Linked DNA regions of Homo sapiens: region 1 is linked to region 2. The links are chromatin contacts, found by Hi-C or POLR2A ChIA-PET in ENCODE. All regions are on one chromosome and are shown on one strand. Each heading gives the region's core, a stretch centred on a gene start or an enhancer-like site at or near the end of the contact. The rest is flanking DNA. Distances are from core to core; before and after follow the strand shown. Region 1 has its middle 280 kb from the start of SLC24A2. Region 2 has its middle 210 kb from the start of SLC24A2.

Evidence for each region. A loop is a pair of places that touch in the nucleus more often than their neighbours do. ChIA-PET counts read pairs that join two places held with the same protein, here RNA polymerase II (POLR2A). Pooled maps may share reads with other maps.
Region 1: a loop to region 2 is called in a map of stomach, with 7 times the contacts of the local background. The contact joins two enhancer-like sites. A Hi-C loop is called at or near these places in 3 of 168 maps with a recorded cell type or tissue (endothelial cell of hepatic sinusoid, posterior vena cava and stomach), 2 of 37 single-sample maps with no recorded cell type and 1 of 50 pooled maps. POLR2A ChIA-PET finds 5 or more read pairs at or near these places in 2 of 52 experiments (activated CD8-positive, alpha-beta memory T cell and activated naive CD4-positive, alpha-beta T cell).

What each region holds. Positions count from the first base shown.
Region 1 is chr9:20,064,251-20,068,675 of GRCh38, reverse strand. It overlaps a transcript of SLC24A2 not described here. Among named protein-coding and RNA genes, the nearest start is that of SLC24A2, 280 kb to the right of the region's middle. Within about 2 kb of position 2,380, at least 2 of the 41 ENCODE cell types and tissues checked have a DNase peak (open chromatin) inside an H3K27ac peak, as active enhancers do.
Region 2 is chr9:19,997,178-20,001,152 of GRCh38, reverse strand. It overlaps a transcript of SLC24A2 not described here. Among named protein-coding and RNA genes, the nearest start is that of SLC24A2, 210 kb to the right of the region's middle. RefSeq lists an enhancer at 654-1,853. Within about 2 kb of position 1,937, at least 4 of the 41 ENCODE cell types and tissues checked have a DNase peak (open chromatin) inside an H3K27ac peak, as active enhancers do.

The DNA.
Region 1 (4,425 bases), core at 1,131-3,630, 67 kb before region 2:
CACCCCCAAGCAAGAGCAACTCCCAGGGAATACCACTGAATCACTTTATTTCCAATTTATGGCAATATAAGCATCCCCAAAACATTTATTGAGAGACTTAGCTTGAATGTTACCAGTTGTTCAGGAGGCAAGAGTTTTAGAGTTTTGTTTAAGGCGGGGTTTTCAGTGTGGAGGCTTGATTAGGATTGGGTAACAATCATAATATGTTAGGATCTGTGAACCCAACAAGGCAGATTTAGAGCCAAGAGGTTCAAAGAGGTACAATAATTGGGTGAAAATTGTAGTCAGAATGGCTATTATTAAAAAGTCAAGAAGGCTAGGTGCGGTGGCTCACACCTGTAATTCCGGCACTTTGGGAGGCCAAGGCAGGTGGATTACGAGGTCAGGAGTTCACAACCAGCCTGGCCAAGATGGTGAAACCCCGTCTCTACTAAAAATACAGAAAATTATCCAGGCGTGGTGTTGGGCGCCTGTAATCCCAGCTACTCAGGAGATGGAGGCAGATAATTGCTTGAACCCAGGAGGCGGAGGCTGCAGTGAGCCAAGATTGCACCACTGCACTCCAGCCTGGGTGACAGAGCGAGACTCCGTCTCCAAAAAAAAAAAAAAAAAAAAAAAGAGTCAAAAAATAACAGATGTTGGTGAGGTTGCAGAGAAAAAGGAATGCTTATGCACTGTTGGTGGGAATGTAAATTAGTTCAGCCACTGTGGAAAGCAGTTTGAAAATTTCTCAAAGAATTTAGAGCCACCATTTGACCCAGAAATCCCATTACTGGGTATATACCCAAAGGAAAATAGATAGTTACACCAAACAGACACATATGCTGATATATTCATTGCCACACTATTCACAATAGCAAAGACATGGAATCAACCTAGGTGCCCATCAGTGGTGGATTGGATAAAGAAAATGTGGTACATATACACTGTGGAGTTCTACGCAGCCATAAAAAGGAATGTAATGATGTCCTTTGCAGCAACATGGATAAAGCTGGAGGCCATAAACCTGACCGAATTAATGCAGGAACAGAAAACAAAATACTGCATGTTCTCACTTACAAGTGGGAGCTAAACATTGAGTACACCTGGACACAAACATGGGAACAATAGATACTGTGGACTACTAGATGGGAGAAGGAGAGAGAGTGTGAGTAGAAAACCTACCTATTGGGTACTGTGCTCCTTACCTGGGAGCATACCCATGTAAGAAACCTGCACATGTACACCCTGTATCTAAAATAAAAGTTGAAAAAAATTTAAAAATCAGACATAGAATTAAAATAACACAGGAGGATATGGTCACCACAGAATATGAAGACCAAGTCTTCTTATCGTCCTAAGGGCCTTACTTTATTTTAGCCCCATCCTGTCACTAGTGTTTGATGCAAGCATCCTGGGACATCATGAAGAGTTCAAATTATGTTTAAAATATCATGTAATAGTTCTCTGAAACCCTTTTTTGGAAGTTTAATGGAATGCATTATAACTAAGTAAACACTGTTTAAGAAGGCAAAGAAATGAATAATATATTTGACAAAGATTTTAAAACCTGTTAAAATCTAAAATAACATCTGTTTAATAAAAAGAAACCTTTGATATATAAAAAATACCATCTAGAACAAATTGTTTCCTGAGACTTCAAAACTGTAAACATTTTCCTGTTATCACTTTTATTATTGATATGTTTCAGGTGAGTGTGTTAAATGGGTTGGAATTATGTGAATGATTTCCTTAATGTCTTCTTTTCCTTGCATGTGGGGACCTAGATCACTCCAAACAATTAGCCTTTGAGGTCAATTCAACAGAAACAAGTCATTACCTGTTGCTTTTAATAAGAGTTTAACAAGCTTTTAGAAATCTGGGGACTCAGAAACAGTGCTTAAGTCATTTTGCTGAGGGGAGGTAGTGAGTGAGTGTGGGCTATTTTTATTTCCAAAACTATATTTCTTTACAAAGGATTCACTCCTAGTAGCCCTTTTTAAGCTGGGCAACTTCCCTGAACTAAAATACCATTTAATTAATACCCATGTTCCATAAATTTTTTATGCTTCCATTGTGCAAAGAAAGATAAATATGTCATAAAGCTGGGCTGTGCAGATGGACAGAATTCTCTTAAAGTAGGTCCTTAAAAAGTGGAATATGGATATAGACACAGAGTGAGACAGTCAAGTGTCAAAAGAAATCTGTCGGCTTTTTAGCAGTTGAATAATTCAGAAGATGTGCATTAAGCCAACTTCTTAATTTCCCGTTTCCCCCCTTTCTAATTCTTTCCTTTTCATCCTGTGATCTTTCTTCTCTCTCCCTCAAAGCTATTTGTTGCAGAGATGCCCTGGAAAGCAGGTGGTCTTCCTTATATGACAGCATCTGCTGCTCAGAATGAGAGCCTGAAGATCTAAAGGCAAAGGAAATGAAACCGCAGTGCTATAAATGCCTTTTTAAAAATAGCCTTGTTTTTTATTATTTTTTGTTGAATCAACTGGAACATTTTTATTGTTCACAATAAAGCAAATTGTCTAAAGGCAATGATCCTCCTCCCTTTATATTTCTGATACTAGGGTTTGTTTTATTCCCAGTCATTTACTGGATCAGGTTTCTTCCCTAAGATCTTACAAATGATGTGGGTGGCTGCAAACCCTCTGAAGGTTTTCTAAAGCCATTTGTTAATAATATCCTCTCAGCATTGACTCCAGCCTTTATAGTTGTGATTGTTAGTGAAGCTTCAAGGGCACAGTGGTGTGTTTTTATCCTTCCAGCCCTTGGGGAGAAAAGAATTCCCGGGAGGACTTTTGGCTGGCTTATTATCATCCAGAAACAAGAAATCAGAAAGCCTAAGCTAAAAGGCTGAACATGTTTTTAAACTATCTAAACATGATTGGACAGTGTGGCATATGTAATAAAAAGGAACAGGGGTTCAGGGTTCATATGGACCTGAATTTAAATCCCATATCTGCTACTTACCAAATGTGTAACACTGGTCACTTAAGATTTTAAGCCTTAGATTCTTACCTGTATATAGGTATAATGTATAATATTAGCTATTTTACAGGCAAAAAAGATTTTTGAACCCCAGTTTCTTGTAGGTATAACAATGTAGGTTATAACAATGCCCATGTCACAGTGTTGCTGGAAGTATTAAATAAAAGTACCTAATAGTGCTTGTCATGTGGGCCCTTGAGAAACGTTAGCTTCCTGTGAGGGTCACCTCCCCTTTCTCTCTCCATTCCTCTGTCCAGTCCACATCAAAATCCACAGGCATTTACAGGATATTGGGACTGGCATTTTTACTCTGTCCTCTGCCTTTTATGGGGAAAGTCTGGATGAGATGGGAACCTGTCCCAGCCTGTTGTGCTGTTGCAGTGAACTTTGATTCACAAGTGAGACCCTTTGTCTTGTCTGGGAGACTGCTGGAAGCAGGGTCTATCTCAGACCCCACTCTTACGCAGAGAGGAAGTGGGGCCACTCGGTTTGGCAGAAGACATTTCCTCTTTGAACCCCTGCCCAATCTGTCCTTTTCTGGTTTTCCCCAGAGCTATGAAATGTGATAGTGAGCTGTAGGATTCGTTGTTTTAGGACCATGAAACAAATGTTTGGGGTTTGAGAATACAAACACATGTCTCCAGCAGCTCATCGGTTGGATACCAGTTCTGGAATCACACAGATTGCCAGTAATGAAGGTTGTTTGCTCACATTTTGTTCTCACTACTCACTTTCACCTGCCTGTCCCTCCTCTTCTCCTCTAGGCTGGTATCACTTCCCTGCCCCAGGGTGACTGGCAGGCACATCAACTGTCATTCCAGTGGGATTCTCACACTGGGCTCTTTGGATGCATTGAACAGTTCCATGAAACATGTCTTCATGGATTCATATGCATATTGTATGCCTTTTATTCTCTTTAATCTCCTGGCTCTTCCTGATTTCTGCTTTCAGCTTCAGCGGTGGGTGCTTGAGATGTCAGTTGGCCAAGAAAGGTAGCCCCCATCTAAATACCTAATGCAGTAAAGGACAATTATCAAATCCATCAGTTGTGATCCTGTTTACATTTCCAATGGGAAAGTCAGAGAAATAACTGATTTGAAGAGCATAATTAAGTGCTACAATAAAAGTAAGCACAGTAGCCTGTGTAAATAACAACCTCATCTAAATTTTTTTCTTGGCTTTTTTTTCCCTTAAAAATTTAAACAAAAAATGTACAGCTTTATTGGGCAATAATTTATTTACCGTAAATTATAATTCAATAATTTTAAGTAAATTTATAAAGATGTGCAAACCCCAAGCACAATCTGATTTTAGAACATTTCCATTTTAGAACTTTTCCCTGAGTTCCTCACAAATCTGTTTGCAATGAATACCCACTCACACACTCCCAGCCCCAGCAACCATTGATCTACTCTCTGTCTTTATAAATATGCATTTTTGTGCATTTCC
Region 2 (3,975 bases), core at 688-3,187:
AAACGAAGTGCTGATCCTCCAGGCTTTAACTTTCTCCTTTGTGGCCCACAAAATGCAACTGCCACGTTTGCATTTGATTGTTTATTTTTAAAGTGAGGGTGGGCCCATTAGAGCAATGGATGGGGAGAGAAAGGGCCTCAAAACGTGATCTTTGCTCTTGGATACCAAGATAATATTCATCTTACTATCCATTAGGGTCAGATGACCCTTCTAAGCTTAAAAAGCAATAATTCCAAGTTATGCTTCCTGCCTCCTTCCGTCCTCCACACCCTCTCATACATAACTTTTCTGTCTCAACAGTGATCCTGTTTTTCCCATGAAAGTTTTCTCTGTGTATAGAGGAGGAACAGTCTCACATTTTACTGTTAACTTAGTCTCTAGGGCATGTATATTTCCTGTCTTTATGCTTAAGGCAAAACTGGGGTCCATTCTTTAGTTCAAAATCAGAGCCTTAAAATTATATAACACTGACACATAAGAAACTCCAGTGCAAAAAAATGTGGCAGATATGGAGACTGCGGGAGAAGAGATCCATGTGTCGTGAGTTCCTGATCTTCACTGAGCTCCTACAGCAGTTATTGTTTGTTGCCAGGTGGTCTATTCTCAGGGCCGTTTGTGTTCTGATGTTTCTCCCTTGTCCTCCAATGAGACTGGATAAACTTTTTGAAGATAGAGTTTATACCTATACAATGTTTATCAAGAACTGGCACAAAAGTCTCTGAAACTCCAGTTGAAGGTATGTTTTCACCCTCTGATGATTATAGGGCAGTCTGGATCCAACCTGCCTAGGTCAAATTCTGTCTCTGCTACTAACTAGCTGCATACTAGCTACTTGGGCAAGATTCCTCCAATTCCTTATCCATAAAATAGGGAACTGTTATGAGCAAAGTCCATGTAATATGCTTAGCACAGTTTCTGGCACCTAATGGTACTTCAAAAGGTGAAATAATAATGTTCATTAAGTGCCAACCATTTCCATACATACTAGTTTAAAATCTTTTAAAGTAGGAATTATTACCTCCATTTTACAGCTAGAAAAATAGTAAATCAGAGAAATGTGGTTTTTTAGTTGCAGATCGATCACAAAGTGAGCAGCAGCACAGGTCTGTGTAACCCCAAAGACTGAGACTCCAGCACAGGTCTGTGTAACCCCAAAGACTGCAGTCTCTGAACCTCTCCACACTGTCTTGAACATTCAGGCCATTAAGACCCTGAACTGGGGAACTCCTAGTCTAGCTCTTTAGTCACTTGGCAAAATTGCCACCAGTGACCCGGATGAAGAGGTTGAAAACAGGCCCCTTCTAGACTTTGATTCTCAGCCATGGGTGTTGACTGCTTTGTGCCTCCTGGGTCCCCCTGATGAAACTCTGTGACTCTGGCTCAGGATGACTGTAAGGCAGGACACAGGAGGTCAGCCCTGTAATTCCATAACTGCTCACTCACTGACTGCTTAGTGAGAAACCATGATGACAGCTGGGATCCTTTCCGTGATGAGTAATTACCCTGTCACACAAATCTATTTAGACCACATCCTTCTGGGGTACAACCACCAGTTGATTTAAAATGCAAACCTTTTGTAGCTCATTGCCATGAGGATGAAATATAGAGTTTACTCAGACTTTTCTTTGTTGGAGTATTTATTGTAAATCATTAGTTACTATGAGTTGCTACCCATACATCAAGCAATTCCTACCTAGCCCTGAGTGCTGAAAGAATTCTCTGTGCTTTTCTAGAAAAGGTACCATTTGTCCAAGAATATAATTACTGTATACTTTTTAAAAATCCCAAGCTCATATATTTGTGTAGAGAAACTCAGGCCCAAGGACACCCAATTAACTGGGAACACTCAGTGTGGTTTTCAATACAGGAACCACAAGTCTTCAGGGATGTTAATGAACATGGATAATAAATGCCTCACCTACTACTCAGGCTTCCAGCCAGGGAGGCGAAGGAGTGACAGGCAAAGCCGTGGCTCCCTGCTCCAAGTCTTGCACTAAACACTTTATATAGGTCTTTAATTCTCCCAATAGCCCCAGTGGGTAGGCATTAGCATCTTCATTTTACAGATGAACAAATTGGGGATCCCCATCTTACACCATGAAGCAGTGGAACCAAAACTCATACTGAAAATAATTGACTTTCCCAAGTCTCTCTGCTATATCACCACACACAAAGAGACTTGCAGCCCCAGCTAGCTTATTTCTGGCTTCTGCTGGTCTGATTCTTCTGTGGGTGGCTTTAGAACAAATAGGATGGCTGAGGTCCCCCATCATCAGGGCTGCCGTTGAACATGAAGGAGGAAAGCTGCTATGTATAGCAAGCATTTTTATCTTGCCACCAACAAAGATCAAGCACACAAAATCTGAATCCCCCCAGGGGTGGGAGAAGGAGTGAGTTTCTATTTCTCCCAGACCATTCTGTCCAGAGCACACAGCAATATGGGCAGACAATTAGTATGAACGGATTTGAGCAAAACAGCAAATCTGATTGATGCTGAAAGCACACCCATGTGGGAGCACACAAAGGGATGGAGAAGAGGGGTGGTCATAGGAAGCGGGGCCTGCTTAAAAATTCTAATCCTCATAAGCTTCTGAGGAAGCTGCTCTTTTCACTGGGCAGGTTTTTAATATTTATTGCTGGGGGCTGTTTTAATCCTAATGAAAATAGCATGTCCCTAGGAAAAGAAATGCTGGAGCTACAATGAATGAATGTGGCTCTGGCATTTAAAATGTCTCACAAGGCTCACAGAGGGTAGAGGTGACCCGGAAGTGAATCATTGACAGGCTTCAGGAAGTACTGCTGCCAGAAGGAAGTTGAGCTCAAAACAGGGTATGTGTGGGCGAGTTCAGGCTGAGTTAACCCCTGAATGGGTCTGAATGGAAGACCCATTTCTGAAGAGGGGCACACTCAGAGTTCATCTGCCAGAGTTTGAATCCTAGCCCTGCCATGTCTAAATCTCAATCTCCCATCTCTAAAATGGAGAAAATGATAATTACAGATTTTGTTGTTTCATTGTGAAGACCAATTGAGACAATGAATGTAAATTACTTACCACAGCTTCCGGCACAGAGTAAGTGCTAAATAGTGAGAGATGCATTATTATTAATATAATTTTTATTATTGTATGGCTTATCCTTAATAGTATTGGCTTTTTTCCCAAAAATATAAGGATGCCAGGTATGAACTAAGAGATAGTAACTAGGAGGGCCTATTGGAAAGAGCCAGAGAAAATTAATGCTGAATCTTCTATTGATAAAATTCTGATTCAAATCTGATTCAAACTGAGAAGGAAATAAGAGCTTCTCTTTTGCAGTGAGGGACACAGGCAAATTAACTATTTATCCAAATACAGTTTCATTGGCAAATAAAATGTGTTGCCTGAGTCCAACCATGTCATCAAGTAAGATCTCAACAGAGCTGAATCTGTGTGTAATTCTGAAGACTGGAGTTTGTCTTGCTCACTCCTAGCTGCTGTTGTACGCCTGTTTTTTCATGAGTGGAATCATTTCTAACCACTCAGTAAATTCTCTCTGTTTACCTCTCCCCTTCTATAATAGTGGATCTGTGACTGGGGTTTCCCTTTCTGTTGTTGGGTGAGTCTGACACTTGCTGAGAGTGTGCTGAATGATCCTGACCACCTCCTCTGATCTTCTTGGGCTCACAAATGGGGACCTCAGTTCCTCACTCCAAGGAATAGCTTAAGAATGTAAAAGGTATCATGACCTAAACTAATATGGTACGTCCACTTCCATATGAAAGTCAAAATCAAAGTTGTATCAAACTGTAAAGTAAACTTACTTTTTGAGGTGACATAAAGCTTAAATGGGTACTGGAATTATCTTTATTCTAATTTCTCTCTTTCTCTTTCTCTTTCTTTCTGTGCCCCTGCTTTGCTGGTTCCCTAAACTCACACCTAGTCTGATTATTGCAAATCTAGCACCAAGACCAGATTCCAAAAATTATTAAGAAGAAACA